2 separate regions of the Mus musculus genome follow, and region 1 is linked to region 2. A link is a contact called in ENCODE Hi-C data. All regions are on one chromosome and are shown on one strand. The core of a region is the stretch at or near the end of the contact, and the rest is flanking DNA. Distances in the headings are between cores, read along the strand shown.

The links. A loop is a pair of places that touch in the nucleus more often than their neighbours do.
Region 1: a loop to region 2 is called in a map of left cerebral cortex, with 3 times the contacts of the local background. The contact joins the promoter of 4831407H17Rik here to the enhancer-like site in region 2. A Hi-C loop is called at or near these places in 1 of 37 maps with a recorded cell type or tissue (left cerebral cortex).

The regions. Positions count from the first base shown.
Region 1 is chr14:30,455,946-30,462,999 of GRCm38, reverse strand. It overlaps 4831407H17Rik (RIKEN cDNA 4831407H17 gene), which reads right to left and starts at 4,964. Exons shown (of 4, transcript NR_131095.1): 1 at 4,884-4,964; 2 at 2,993-3,058; 3 at 2,626-2,911; 4 at 1-472. It also overlaps a transcript of Cacna1d not described here.
Region 2 is chr14:30,282,197-30,288,828 of GRCm38, reverse strand. The region is part of intron 3 of Cacna1d (calcium channel, voltage-dependent, L type, alpha 1D subunit); the gene reads left to right. Among named protein-coding and RNA genes, the nearest start is that of Gm52107, 61 kb to the right of the region's middle. Within about 2 kb of position 4,229, at least 1 of the 3 ENCODE cell types and tissues checked has a DNase peak (open chromatin) inside an H3K27ac peak, as active enhancers do; it is left cerebral cortex, where a contact is called at or near this core.

The DNA of each region.
Region 1 (7,054 bases), core at 3,715-6,214, 170 kb before region 2:
TGCAGGTGACCCAAGTATTGTTCCCAGCACCAACAAGGCAGTTCACAACCATATACCCCTAGTCCCAGGGGATCTGACACTTTTCTGGCCTTTGGAGGCATCAGACATTCATGTGGTCCACATACATACATGCATGTAAAACATTAATTCACATAATAGTCTTTAAAACAAAGCTAAACATAGTTCAGTGAGAATCAGCTAAAACCCAGCAGGTCTTACAATCTCACGACCGAGGTTTTTGTTGAAGTGTACAACAACAAGAGCAATAGACAATGGCAAAATGTTTTTGATCAGAGAAGCAGATCCAACATCCTCCTCTTCTCTGGTCGTTAACATCTGCTGCAGCTGGGTGGGAGGAGCTTTTGTGTGGCTCTGAAGGTTTGCTTCACGCATGTAGTCTATACCAGAGCACCATTTTCCAAGCTCACAGGCTTCTGTTTCCTCTTAGCACTCAGATTAGAGAAGTGCTTACCTTTGAGAGGAAATCAGAGTTGGTGTTGGGTCTCAGGTGAGAGAATTCCATTCGCATCACAGTTGTTCCCCCACCGCCCCCCATCTTGTCATTCAACAGGGAAAAAGGCTCATCTCTTTGAGATATTTGAAACACTTACTGTTTTGAGCCTTTGGCTTGGGATGTGAGACTGTCACCTGGCTAGAAGCTTTATTTTTGTTTTTGCTTTGTGTGTGTGTGCCATGTGTGTGGGCTCCAGGGGATACCATAAGATGGTGTCAGACCTGCTGCAGTTTGCTTTACATGTAGATGTGAGCTGCCTGATGGGAGCGCTGGGAACTGAACTTGGGTCCTCTGGAAGAGCAGCAAGTGCTCCTCACGGCTGTGCCGTCTCTCCAGGCCCCCAGCAGTCCTTTATGTATGCAAGGAAGAAAGCTGCTATGTTGTTTTGCTGTTACTTAATGATGGTTCTACTTGCTGACTTCGCTTGGATGGAGGCTTAAGACTGTTCAGGAAAGTAACCCCCTGATTGAAAAACGGTGGAAGAAAGGGTTTTCTTTAGGGAGTATTTTGCCTGCCTGAAACCACAGGGCAAAGTCTCTCTGTCCCCAAAGTTTACTTTATGTCTTAAGGTAAATGACTAATTGAATAAGGAATCCTGCTTACATTTGGCTTCTCCTTACCAGAAACAAAACTGGCTCTTTGTGTGGTTTACTTTTTAGTGTAGGTGAAGATTGCCATTAAGCAATTACTGTATAGTCTATGTTCAATCTCAATTTAATATCTTTTAAAATTAACATTATTTTATTTATTATTTTACACTCCAGATTTTATTTCCACCCCCCCATTCATCCTCTGACTGTTTCACATCCCATACCTCCTCCCCAAATCCCTGTCTCCATGAGGATGTCCCTACCCCCAACCCCCTAAACAATGTATATTTTTAAAAATAAAGTCTTACTATTGTAACCCTGGCCAGCCTGGAACTAACTCACTATGTAGGCTGGCCTTGAACTTGCAATAATCCTCCTGCCTCTGCTTTCCAGCTGCTAGGATTATAGGCACACATATCCACCCCTGACTCCAGATTGCATTTTTAATGGAAAATCTAATGACTTGATTTGTATTTTTGAGACATGAGATCCTGTAGCCCAGGCTGGCCTAGGGCTCCCTATGTAGCTGAGGATAGCCTTGAACTTTTTATTCTCCTGCCTATATCTCCTCCCCACATAGGTTCTGTGACTACATACAGGAGCATACCACTGTCCAGGTCTATCTGTCTGTCTGTCTGTCTTCCTTCCTGCCCCAGGGGACTGGACCTCGAGCGTCACACGTGCTAGGCAAACTCATAACTACAGGTCTCTACACCCAGCTAAAGCCTTCTTGAACTATGCATTTTGACAGAATCTTCTGTGGTTCAGAATAGTCTCAATTTCCTTTGTTGCTGGAGTCTGTCCTCTCATGCCCCATACTCCTAAGGTCCGGCATTATTGGCACGTGCTGCCACTCAATCTTTTTTTTTTTTTTTTAACTTTTATTCTTCTTTCATACATTACACCACCTCCCTCCACTCCTCCCAGTTCCTCCTCCTGCCTCCTCTCTCCCTTGGATCAACTCCTCCTCTATTTCCCTTTAAAACAAACAAACAAACAAAAAAGAGATATCCCACAGATATCCAACTAAGTGGGAGGAATGGGGTCCCAAGTACAGGAAAAAGAGTCAGACAACCCCCCTCCCCCTTTCCACTGTTAGGAGTCCCACAAGAACACCAAGCTACACAAACATAAGGTATATGCAGAGGACCTAGCTCAGACCCGTACAGCGTTAGTGCTTGCTTGTGCTTCAGTCTCTGTGAGGCCCCATGAACTCTGCTTAGTTGATTCGGTGGGCTGTGTTCTTGTGGTGTCCTTGACAGCTCTGGCTCCTACAATCTTTCTTCCCTGTCTTCCCTGATTTCAAGATCACAAGATCTGTGGGGCTCCCTAAGCTCCACCTAATGTTTGGATGCGGGTTTCTGCATCTGCTCCCCATCAGTTGCTTGATGATGGATGCCCCTTTGATGGCAACTGGGCTAGACTCTGATCTCCCAGTATAGCAGAACCTCATTAGGAATCATTTCACTGACTTTATTTTCAGTTATATTGGTTCTATTCTGGTTCTCTTGGCCGTCCTACCTTTGGTTCCCGGTCATCTAGGCAGTGTCAGGCGGCTGCCCCTCCTCCTGCTCCTCCTCCTGCGCCTCCTCCTGCTCCTGCTCCCCCTCCATCTCAGAGTTTTCTGGTTGTGATAAGTGAAATTATAATAAGATTTCCTTAAACTGCCAGATGGAAGAGCGGATAAAGATACATATTACCTTAGAGTGTGATGGTCTTAGCTCAGATGAAATGTTTCTTAAAAACTGAAGGACTCTGAGGACAAAATGTGTCCTCGCAGAAGATACAATGTATGGCAACTGTGGAGCTGCGGGCGGAAATGTCATTTGAGTGCCACTGGGGGGCGCAGCGGTACAGTGAGTAAGAGGAAGCCAGCGTCTACCGTTACCTCAACTTCGGCTCCCTTGAGACTTCCAACCGGCCACTTAATCTCCTTCTGGGTCAGTTTCCTTGTCTGCAAAATAGAGATATTCTTTTCTCACTGTATTTTGATGAGACTTAGATACGATAAAGTTCAAAGCACTTTTTAAAAGTGCACCGTGACCATTCAAATAAATGGGCTGGCGAGGACTGCCAAGATAGGAAACAGTAAGGGGCAAGGTAGAGAATTGGAGCATCCTGGCTTTGTGTATAAATTTTAATTCAACTATTTATAAGAGGTGTATTTTTTTTTTTTTGCTTCAAAGATAAAGAGCTGTGGTTATCTATAGAGAATAAAACTGCATGGTAGGGGAGGTTTCTACTTATTACACTATGTCTATTGAGAAGAGAAACGGTGTCTGGGCAATGGGGTTATGGACTTTGATTTCAGTATTATTTCCTCTTTAAAAAGCTAAACATAGTTTTTCAAGATCACAGAAAGGCCCTTGTGGTAGATTATTTTAGGTGAAGTGGAGATGTTATTGGTAAAGAGTAATCATGGCCCAGAGAAAGCAATCTTTTCAAGGCTGAGTCCCTAGGCACGGGAAGTACTGCAGGTTCATATGAGTCTTGGCATCCCTTGAATGTAGCAAACTAGGTGACAGGTTTTCTCTGCTAAGAAATCCCTTTCTCTGGCATAATATTGTTGGGAGATCATACTGTTGGCTGTGCTTGAGGGAGCTGTCTGATGCTCACACTAGAGCATTGGTCCAGAAAATTCCCCTTTCCCAAAGGTCTCCTTTTGTCCCATCTCTGGGCTGTCTTGTACTGTTTTCTTTGCTGAAGTTTTCTCTCTCCAATGGCTCTCCTCTATCTCTCTATCAACCTCAAGATAATTTCCTCCCCTTATTTACCAGTCTCAAAATAGTGAGTTTGATATGAGCTCCTTTTTTGCAAGCCTCCGGGAACACATTTCAGCATAGCAGGCGTGTGTTGTTACACCCCAGCTGTTATGTTAACATCTGTGCTCTGAGGTCACCATTCTCCTCCCCTCCTTCTCATCAAGCTAGTGACCACTAGCAGCTCTTGCCATTGCTATCCACATAGCTACATCCCATGGTCAAGCCAGAGGCTTCACTGTTTTGCATATTAAAAAAGAGGTCTAATTTATGTCCCATGAGACTCACTTTTCTAAAGCGTGCAACTTAGTATTTTTTCTTTTTCTTTTTTGAGACAGGTTTCTTTCTGTAGCCCAGGCTAGCCTTAACTTTATGGTCCTCCTGAGTGTTGGGCTCATAGGGACGAACCACCACATCCAGCTAGGTTTTTCATTCATTCATTCATAAATCTGTGGATACATCAGCAATTTCTAATCCCAGAATATTTTCCTAATCTCCAAAGGATATGCCAGATTCACTGCGTGTTACTCCAGTGCTCAGCCCTAGCTCCCGAAGCCATCGATCCACTGCCACCTGCTTGCATCTGCCCACCCCTGACATCTCTGTAATGACAGCACTATGCACACGACCTTGAGCTCCCATCTTTATCAGGGACAGCCCCCACTTCCTTCTTCTGCCTTTCTGAGCACCCTCTCTTTCCTATGCCTCCTGTCTTGGGGTACAGCTCTCAGTTTTTTCCATGCCTCCTCCTTCTCTTCTGATCCTCTTAATGTTGGGGAGCCTTTACCCCTCAGCTGAGGGATCTCTTTTCCCCAGCACTCCCCAGGCACCCCCAGGCTTGTAGATTTAAATGCTGTACATTGCCATTAACTCCTACACTTGAGCTTAGCCAGGAAATGACGTCATCAACTCCTAAATTTATACCCCTAGCAAGGACTTTCCCTCTACTTCCAGAACTTTTTGTTCATCTCCTCTCTGTTTCCCAACATGCACTGCACAGTCAGCATGCCCAGAACTGACCTTGGGGGTCACCCCCTGCCTCCAATGTCTTCCACCCACAGCTGCTTCTCTAGTTGCTCGGCTCAGAAACTTAGCAGCCATGCCTCACTTCCTCACACCCCCACTCCCTGCATTGCATCTATGTCACATTCTGCTGGCTCTTCTTCCAAAATGCACTCAGAACCTAGTTCCTCATTTTGTTCCTTGATGCTTTTTGTGCTTAGGGAAGCCTATCTGTTTTCATGTGTGTTGTGTGGATGTAGTGTATATAAAGGTGTGTGTGTGTGTGTGTGTGTGTGTGTGTGTGTGTGTGTGTATTTAGACAGGCTGGAGAAGGATTCAGGTGTCTTACTCTATGGCCAACCAGGTTATTTTTTGAGACAAAGTCTCTCACTGAACCTAAGGAAGGCTTGCTGTTTCAGCTACTCTGGCTGGCCAGTGAGTTCCCAGGATCAGCCTGTCGGTCTCTGCCCACCCTTCCTCCTCCCCGCCCCCGTGCTAGAGTTACAGGCATGGCTGTGCCAGCTTTTATGTGGGTGCTAGGGATTCAAATTCAGATTTTCTTGTCTCCATAGCCAGCGTGCTTATCCATCGAACCGTCTCCCTAGCCCATTGGGTAATGTATAAACAGCTGACGGGAGTTTCTGCCACCACCTCTATGGACATACTTAGCTTTAGAGATTGTTTTAAGACAAGTTAAGTCATGGCGTTCTTTGCTAAGAATCATTCAGTAGATCACCACATTGCTCAGAATAAAAGCCAAAGCGCACACATTGTCCATCCTGCGAGCAACGCTTTGCTCTCACGCCGTCAGACCCATCCCGCTAGTCTCTGCCTTGATGACCTGAGTCAGCCCCAGTGACCTCCTCACTCATCTCAGAGACACACCTCACAGTCTGCACTTACTGTCCTGCTTAGAGTGCTCTTCTCCACATGCCTCTTGTCCCTGTTGTTCAGTTCTTTGTTTATATGTGACTTAGTTAATCAAGTGCAACTCCACTCTCACTGATTAATTAGAGTCAGTGTCTTATGTATTCCAGACTGGTCTCTAAGTTGCTACATGCCCAAGAATGACCTTGAACCTCTGATCCTCCTGACTTCACCTCCCGTGTGCTAGAGTTACAGGTGTATATCACATACCTAGTTTATGAGATACAGGAAAACTGAACTCAGGGCTTTGGGCATGCTAGGTAACATGGTCAAATGAGCTATATCTGTACCTGACATGCACTGTTCATAATTGCAACTTGCTTTCAACTTTTCTTCCATATTCTCAATACAACTTTCTGTTCCTTTAACTGTTTTCACACACACACACACACACACACACACACACACATATAGATGCATACACAGGTACACACACATATGTGTACATAATGCATCTACATGTATACACATTTGCACACATGTTTGTTTTATTGAAATCCTTCCCCACTTGCCTGCAGACCTTATGAGTACAAGGGCTTCATTTTGTGCCCTGTTGTGTTCCTAGTCAATTGGTTCGTCTCTGCTTGATGTACACTGGCTGACTGTACACTGTGTGGAATGGTAGCAGCCTTCTATTTGCATCTTCTAACAACACAGCTCCTCCGACCTATGGGCTCATGTCGTGATTTCCAAGGGACATTTGCTCTGCACATCTTCCCTGAGGTCCTTGGGGAGTCAACATGCATCCCCATCTGTGAGCTTGGCATAGAAACTTCCTCTCCTCCAGATGTATGGATGCCAATTCTTGGGCAGAGATTGCAGGAGGAGAGGAGGTTATTTGGGGCATTATTCTTTGCTCACTGAAGCCGATGTGACAGGAGTTTGCTATGAACAAGGTTAGCAAGCACAGATACAAACGCTGGCTGGGAAGAGCTGCAAAGAGATTTCAGCGTGCAGTCCCTAATCATCTGACTGACCGCACTTGCCTTCTCTCTCCCTGCCCGCTGTTCCCTCCCTCCCTCCCTCCCTTCCTCCCTCCCTCCCTCCTCCTGCTCTCTCCTCTTTCCTTCCTTCTCCGCTCTGTCTCTTTCTCTCCTGTTTCCTCCCTCCCTCTCCTGCTCTGTCCTTCCCTCTGTTAGAATACCAAGGGCAGGGAAGTAGCAGATCTCCAGGGTTACAGAGTTAGTGGTGAAATCAGAGCCCAGACTCAGGTTTCTTAATCCTCGTTTCTTTTGGACAATATTGTATTGCCTTCCCAGCAG
Region 2 (6,632 bases), core at 2,980-5,479:
TCTCACTTGTTAGCTCCTTTTGATGGATCGTTATTATTGTGTTTATAGCTGTGCTACCTTTTAACCATTCTTCTGTTGAAGGGACTTTGTGTTCTGCACAGTCTTTGATGGTCATGAGCAGAGCTCTTGTCAACATGCAGGTTTCTCTGGAAATGTTCATTTTTCATTTCTCTTGGGTCTACCCTTAAGGACTGGGATCCCTAGATCATATACTTGGTGTGTTTAAACACCATAAGACACTGTTGCCAGAAGCCGTGAGGCCACCTGACATTTCTATTGGAAATGTGTAAGAGTTTCAGTGGCTTTGAACCCTTTCCAGCACTTACGAGTGTCCACATTTTTTATCTAAACCTTTTCTAATTAGTGTGTGGTAACTTAGTGGATGCCGGGGAGCATCATCCCTGACTGAGTCCCAATGGCTTGCCCTCCTCAGTGCAGGTCTCCTCATTTCCAACACTGGTCACGTTGCTTTCTTACTGCAGGACTGGGCAAGCCCCTGTGTGCCCTCCATCCAGTGTTTGCAACAGATATGTGATTGGCAAGCATTGTCTGAAGTTCATCTTTTTATTCAGTGTTCTTGCAGGGCGAACATTTTCAGTTTTTTTTTTTTAAATTGGACATGCTTTTTGTGTCATATTCAATGATTTCACCAATTACAGGCTATAAAGATTTCCTGTAGTGTGTTCATCTTGGAAGCTTTATAGTTTTATCATAAAGGTTTCAGACCGATTTTGAGTGATTTTTTTTTTTTCTAGGCTGCATGAGGCTCTTGTAGGTTTCCTGTTGTTGTAAGTTTCTGATGGTTTCATGGCTATCTTTCCCAGGTGACTTTGAGTATTTGTTAAAAATCATTTGGCCATTGTGACTCATTCTGTCCCCTGATCTGTGTCTAGCCATCCCTCAGAAAACACTGCTTGCTTTCTGTAGCTTTGTTACACGTCTTACAATTGAATGCCATGAGTTCCAATTTCATTCAAAGTTGTTTTACCTCCTGTAGGAGGGAATTCCTCTTTCTTTTCACATAAATTTTAAGTTGTTGCTTTCTAAACCAAACCTAAATTAATGATAAATAAATACATACCTGATGTGACTTTGACTGCTTTTAGTCTATAGATCAGTTTGGGTGGAATTGGTACCTCAAGTGTCGTTTTTCCAGTTCATGAATATAGTATGCTTCTTTGAGTTATTTGCATGTATTATTATTACTTCATTTAAAGCAGGCTTATTGTTCTGGGTCACTGGAGACACAGTCAGTCTTTCCCCATTATATTTGATGTAGCTGGAAGCATTGTGTGGCCTTCTTTAGACTGAGGTTCCCCCAGTTCCTCTTGTTGCTAAGGTTACTGAATGGTTTTGCTGTGAGAAGTCCTGGATTTAATCAAATGACTTTTCTACCGCTATGGAGAGGTCACATGCTCTCTGTGCTTTATATCGTCTGCAGGGTATACTGCATGGTTTCCTCTTTGACTATAATCTCACCTTTTGGAGATATGTCTTACTTGATCATGGACAAAACTTGTGTATGTTTATATAAAGGATTCAGTGTCCTAGTACTTAGTGGATGATCATTTAAGATTTTTTTTTAAATCATTCATTTAATGTGTATGAGTGTTTCGCCTGCATGTGCACCGTGTATGTGCCTAGTGCCTATGGAGGTCAGAGAGCGTGGAACTGGAGTTGTGGATGGTTGTGAGCTGTTGTGTGGGTGCTGGGAACCGACCTGAGTCTTTGAGAAGGTTAGCAAGTGCTCTTACGTGCTGAGCCATCTCTCCAGTAGTTTGATGATATTTCTAATGCCTATATTCATAAATGATGTTAGTCTTTTTTTTTTTTTAGATATCTTTGGTGTTTTTATGTATTCCCTCTACTTCTGTCTTGTACTTATGAGGGATTGATATGAATTCTTTAAACAGTTGGAAGACTTTTCCAGGTAAGCAGTTTGGGCTTAGACTTTTCCCTGTAGGAAGTTTTAAAATTAATAATCAGTATTGCTATTTATTGCAGGCCTATTCTGACTTTCTATGTCCTGGATCTTCTTTTTGCCAGTATTTTCTCCTAAGAACTTGTCCATTCTATCTAGCATATGTTTGTTGGTAGAATGATTTCTACAGTTTTGTTCCATTTCTGCCTCAGTTTAGAAGGCTGTTTGTCGCTGACACAGACTTCTGGATTGTCAGTTACCTTCTTTAGCACTGCATTCTGCCGTGTGATCCCATGGCTCCTTCTGGGAAATCCATAATTATCAGAAACCATTATTCCTGATATATATTGCTTTCTTCTAGACTTTTCAATTGTCTCTAGTTTTTAGCAGCTCGATTATGATCTGTCTGGTGGTGGACTCTGCATTTCTTGGAACTGTAAATTTATCTTTCTCGCCAAATATGAGAACTTACAGTCTTTTATTTTTTTAAGTATTTTCCCTTCTTCTGAGATGCTGGAGCTGTGAATGTTAGACATGCTAGCATTCCCCACAGGTCTCGGAGGCTCTCTCTGCTCTTACACTGCTTTTCTCAGGTTTCTTTGGATAAGCTACTCCTCTACGTCAGGCTCACTCACTGTTTCTTCTGTCACCTCCATCGTGACATGGCATCCATCTGGTGACATTTGAAAAGTTTTGTCTTTATGTTTTTTTTTTTTTTTTGATCAGCTCTAGGATTTCTTTGTGTGTGAGGGGAGGATAAACTTACTATCCTTCTATCTGTACAAGACTATTCTGCCTTCCTAGAGATGCTCCCAGTAGTTCCTCTAAGTTCTTTGATTATTCTGATACCCATGTCATGAGGGTTGATTGCCCTTCCATTGCAAGCTGTCTTGCCTCAGTAAATTTGGGTTCTATTATGGGCATTCTTAAACATAGGTTGAACATATCTAATCTGAGAATCTGAAATCCAAAAATGCTCCAAAATGCAAAAATCTGAAAACGGACATAATAAGATATCATGGTAGAAAATCTCACATCTGTAGAGATGCACAGAACATACATATGATCATACATACGATCCCTTTAAATGCAAGGTCCAAAGGAAATGAAAACAAATGTTGTGCCTTAACTTGGATCTCATTCCAAAAGTACCGAGTTAAGTACATGGAGGTATTTACCCTCTGAAACATCCTGAGCGACCACTTCTGGTCCCAAGCCTAGCAATAAGGGACGCCACCGCTGTCTTCCGATGCTATCTATGGTTTGTCCATGTCTTATGCCGACAGGTAATTGAGCTCTTTGACTTTTCTTCTGTGGGCCGTCTCTGCTCAGTCTTATGATGCCTTTTGTGTCTGTTCTCCAGGCTGAAAGCTGGGAAGTGAGCTGTCCCAGAGTGGGAAATCTCAAGGCCACTGGCGCTGCTGTTTAGGGTCAGATCCCGAGCAGACAGTTGAGTGGGAACGATGGTACTTGGTTGTATAACCCTCCTGAGTTCCTCTCTGCAGGCGCTCTGATAATTTCCTATTTCCTCAAGCCCTTTCCCACCAACCTTTAGATAGAAAGTCAGAGCATGTAATTCTCTACTGGGATGGATTATTTTCTTTGTCTGTGTCCAGGATCAGGCAGTAAATAGCTAGGAAAAAAAAAAAAAAAAAAGCAATGGGATTTCACCCTGTGCCTTGGAGATGGTAGCTCTCCTTGGGAGATGCATTCTCTTGGAGTTTGGTGTCCACCCAGCTGATTGGCCCTGCTCTTTGGCCCTGCAGGTCCTGACTGGGTCTGGGTGGGAATGATCAAAAAAATCAAGGCTCTTGTGAGACCCCTGACTGTGGAGGTTTTTGGTTTTGTTTTGCTCCTTGGTCTAGGAAGCAAGGAGCTTTTCTTTTCTTTCTCTCTCTCTCTCTCTCTCTCTCTCTCTCTCTCTCTCTCTCTCTCTGTCTCTCTCTCTGTCTCTCTCTCTGTCTCTCTCTCTCTCTCTTTAATTTTGTCTATACACACTGCATGTTTTCGAGTGCCAGGCTGCCTTTGAATCTGCACTGGGTGATACCCGGAGACCAGGGTGAAAGAGGAGAATTGGGCACTATTCTGAAGGTATTCTGAGTTTGTTTCCATTCCCCAGTCTCCGTGTTCCCATTTACATTTCACAGTCCTTAGATGCCCTCTGTTTTCTGCCCAGCGTTTCATTGGCATGGACTGGGCCAAGGGTGGGGGTTCTTATCCGCTCTTGCCTGCAGCTGCAGCCCTCACATTAGAGTTAACACTGTTGTCTGTAACATAAACCCTGTGTGGGTGGGGATGGCTCACTAAGCTTGTTTCTGTGGATTTCTAGGATGCATTTCTAACGTGCACCACGACATGGTCAAATGCTGCTTGAGTTGAGATAAGCTTCCCTCCGATTTAACTCGGAGGATGGCACTCTGGAAAGGGCCAAAGAGCGACCGAGTTAGCCTGCGTGTGAGGCTGTTGGGGGTGAGAAGCAGCCATATGCATCGATAACTGGCAGGATGGTTGTGTCCCAGTCAGACCTGGTGACTGGTGCTGAAGCGTTGTTTTCGTAAACCTTACATATGCTTCCTTCTTCTCAGAGCCCTGCCTCCTCCTTCATGTCTTTTGCTAAGCTATCCCTCTCAACACCACCACATGGGAACCAGACCTTGGTGTATGTTGTGGTGGGACGAGCAGAGCACCAGGTGCGGACAGGAAGTTTTGGAAAAGGTAGCGTGCCTCGTCTTCAAGTGTTGTGAGCAGCACAGAACAGTCTGGGGCTGGGACCATCTGTGGCGGCTGTTGACTGAGAGCCGGGAGCTATAAAGGGAAATAAACATTCGACTTCCTTCTGAGCTTCAGTTTTTCACAGTATATCCCTAGATTATGCTTTGCTTATTTTAGAGTTAGCTCCTTAAACTAATGCTGCCCTCCTCCCCTCCTTCCTTCCCTTCCTCTCCCCTCTCCTCTCCTCCCTTGCCCTTCTCTCCCTTCCCCCCTTCCCTCCCTCTTTTCTCCTCCCCCTCCTCTTGTTTATTTATGTTTTTGAGACAGGATCGTGCTGTGTAGCTCAGGCTAGCCCCACACTCCCACTTTAATGGCTCGTGCTCAAAATTTGGTTTTCTTCACATTTTATGCTTTTATGTGCTTCTTCCTCTCAAGAAAGGCAGACTCCATCCGCGAGGCCACCTTAGTGCTGACATTGTGGTGTGTGCCACCAATACCCGGCTGAAGTCACTACAGTTTTGTTGGCATTTTTCTTTTCATGACATCAGTGACAAAATTAGGAAAGTGGAGGCCTTGATGAAGTACTTCGTGTTCCTGGTTTGTAATGTTTGGCTATAGTAAAGTATTTTTTTTTAACACTTATTATGAAAACATTTTTCGTTTGCTTTTGTTTATTCTACAGCTTAAAAAAAATCTCCTTTACATGCTCATCTTGATTATGTGTTTTTTTTTTTTAATTTTGTTTATATTTTGGTGTATGGATGTTCGTCTGTATGCATGAATGTATACCACATGCATGTTTGGTGCCTTTGAAGGTTGGAAGAGGGTACTGGGTCTCCTAGGATTGGAGTTAGATGTGATTGTGAACCAATTGTGGGTTCTGGGAAATGAATCTGGGTCCTCTGTAAGAACAGTGCTCTTAACCACTTAGCTGAGGTCTCCCTCCAGCCCCTTATTATTTATTTTTAAAAATTTTTGATGAGAAAAGGAAAATATAAACAGTCATTTAAGAAAGGAATGAGGCTATAGTTTGTGCCTCTCTTTAGTTTTTGTAGAAAGCAGCACTCCCATTGGGCCTCAGTGATCAGACACAGTCTACCTTTATGGTGCATAGAGTTCATCCTCCTTAAATAGTCTCGGCCATCGACCCCTTTCCTAAAGGTGGTTTAAGATGAGCATGAAGACTGGAATGGTCACAGATGCTCAGGGGTGCTTTGAGCACTTAGTGTGTGGGGTTTGTCGTTCTGGGTTCCCCTAGCCCTGCTTCACATAGATCCCATGCTGAGAAGCGGAGGGCTGGGCAAACACTGTGGCTCTCCCGTGTGAGCCCAACAGGGAGCCTCACAGTGAGCCCTGTGAGGACAGATTCACGCTTTCTCTTGTGGAGCTCTAAATGCACAAACCTTTAAACCAACTGGGAATTTGTCTTTACCCATTTGTTTCCAAAACATAACCTGAATTACCTGAGCCAAGCTAACAATGTACTGAGAGACAGTTTGTATTCTGCCCTTTTCAGGGGTGGTAAAAACTCAGAGAGAAGGCACGGAGGCTCTTGGCTTGCAATTGAACTTGGGTGCAGGCAATCTTTGAGTTGATAGTGAAGTTGATACTTCTGAAGGTAATTAACTCGAGAGACAGTTAAGTTGTGAACTCACACTGGCTATGGACTAAAGCTTTTCCCACTATGTGTCTCTCTAGTCCCACAGCAGGGGCACTAGCCAGAATGGTACACTTATGTTTGAAACATTGTAGTCTTTAAGTTTGAATTAAAGCAATGCCTTCCATTTGAGCATGTTTGTATACAAGTATCATTAGACTCTGTTCTTACTCATCTCCTTTCCTATTGGCCACCTCACTCCCTCCCATACCTTGCTGGCACTCTTCCTCTGTGTGTACAGTCCATCCTGCCTTCTGCTCTCCTGACACATAGATTTCATCACCCCATTTCCCTTTCTGTCTTCCCTGTGATGTCTTCTTCCCCTCTCCTGCCACTTTTTAT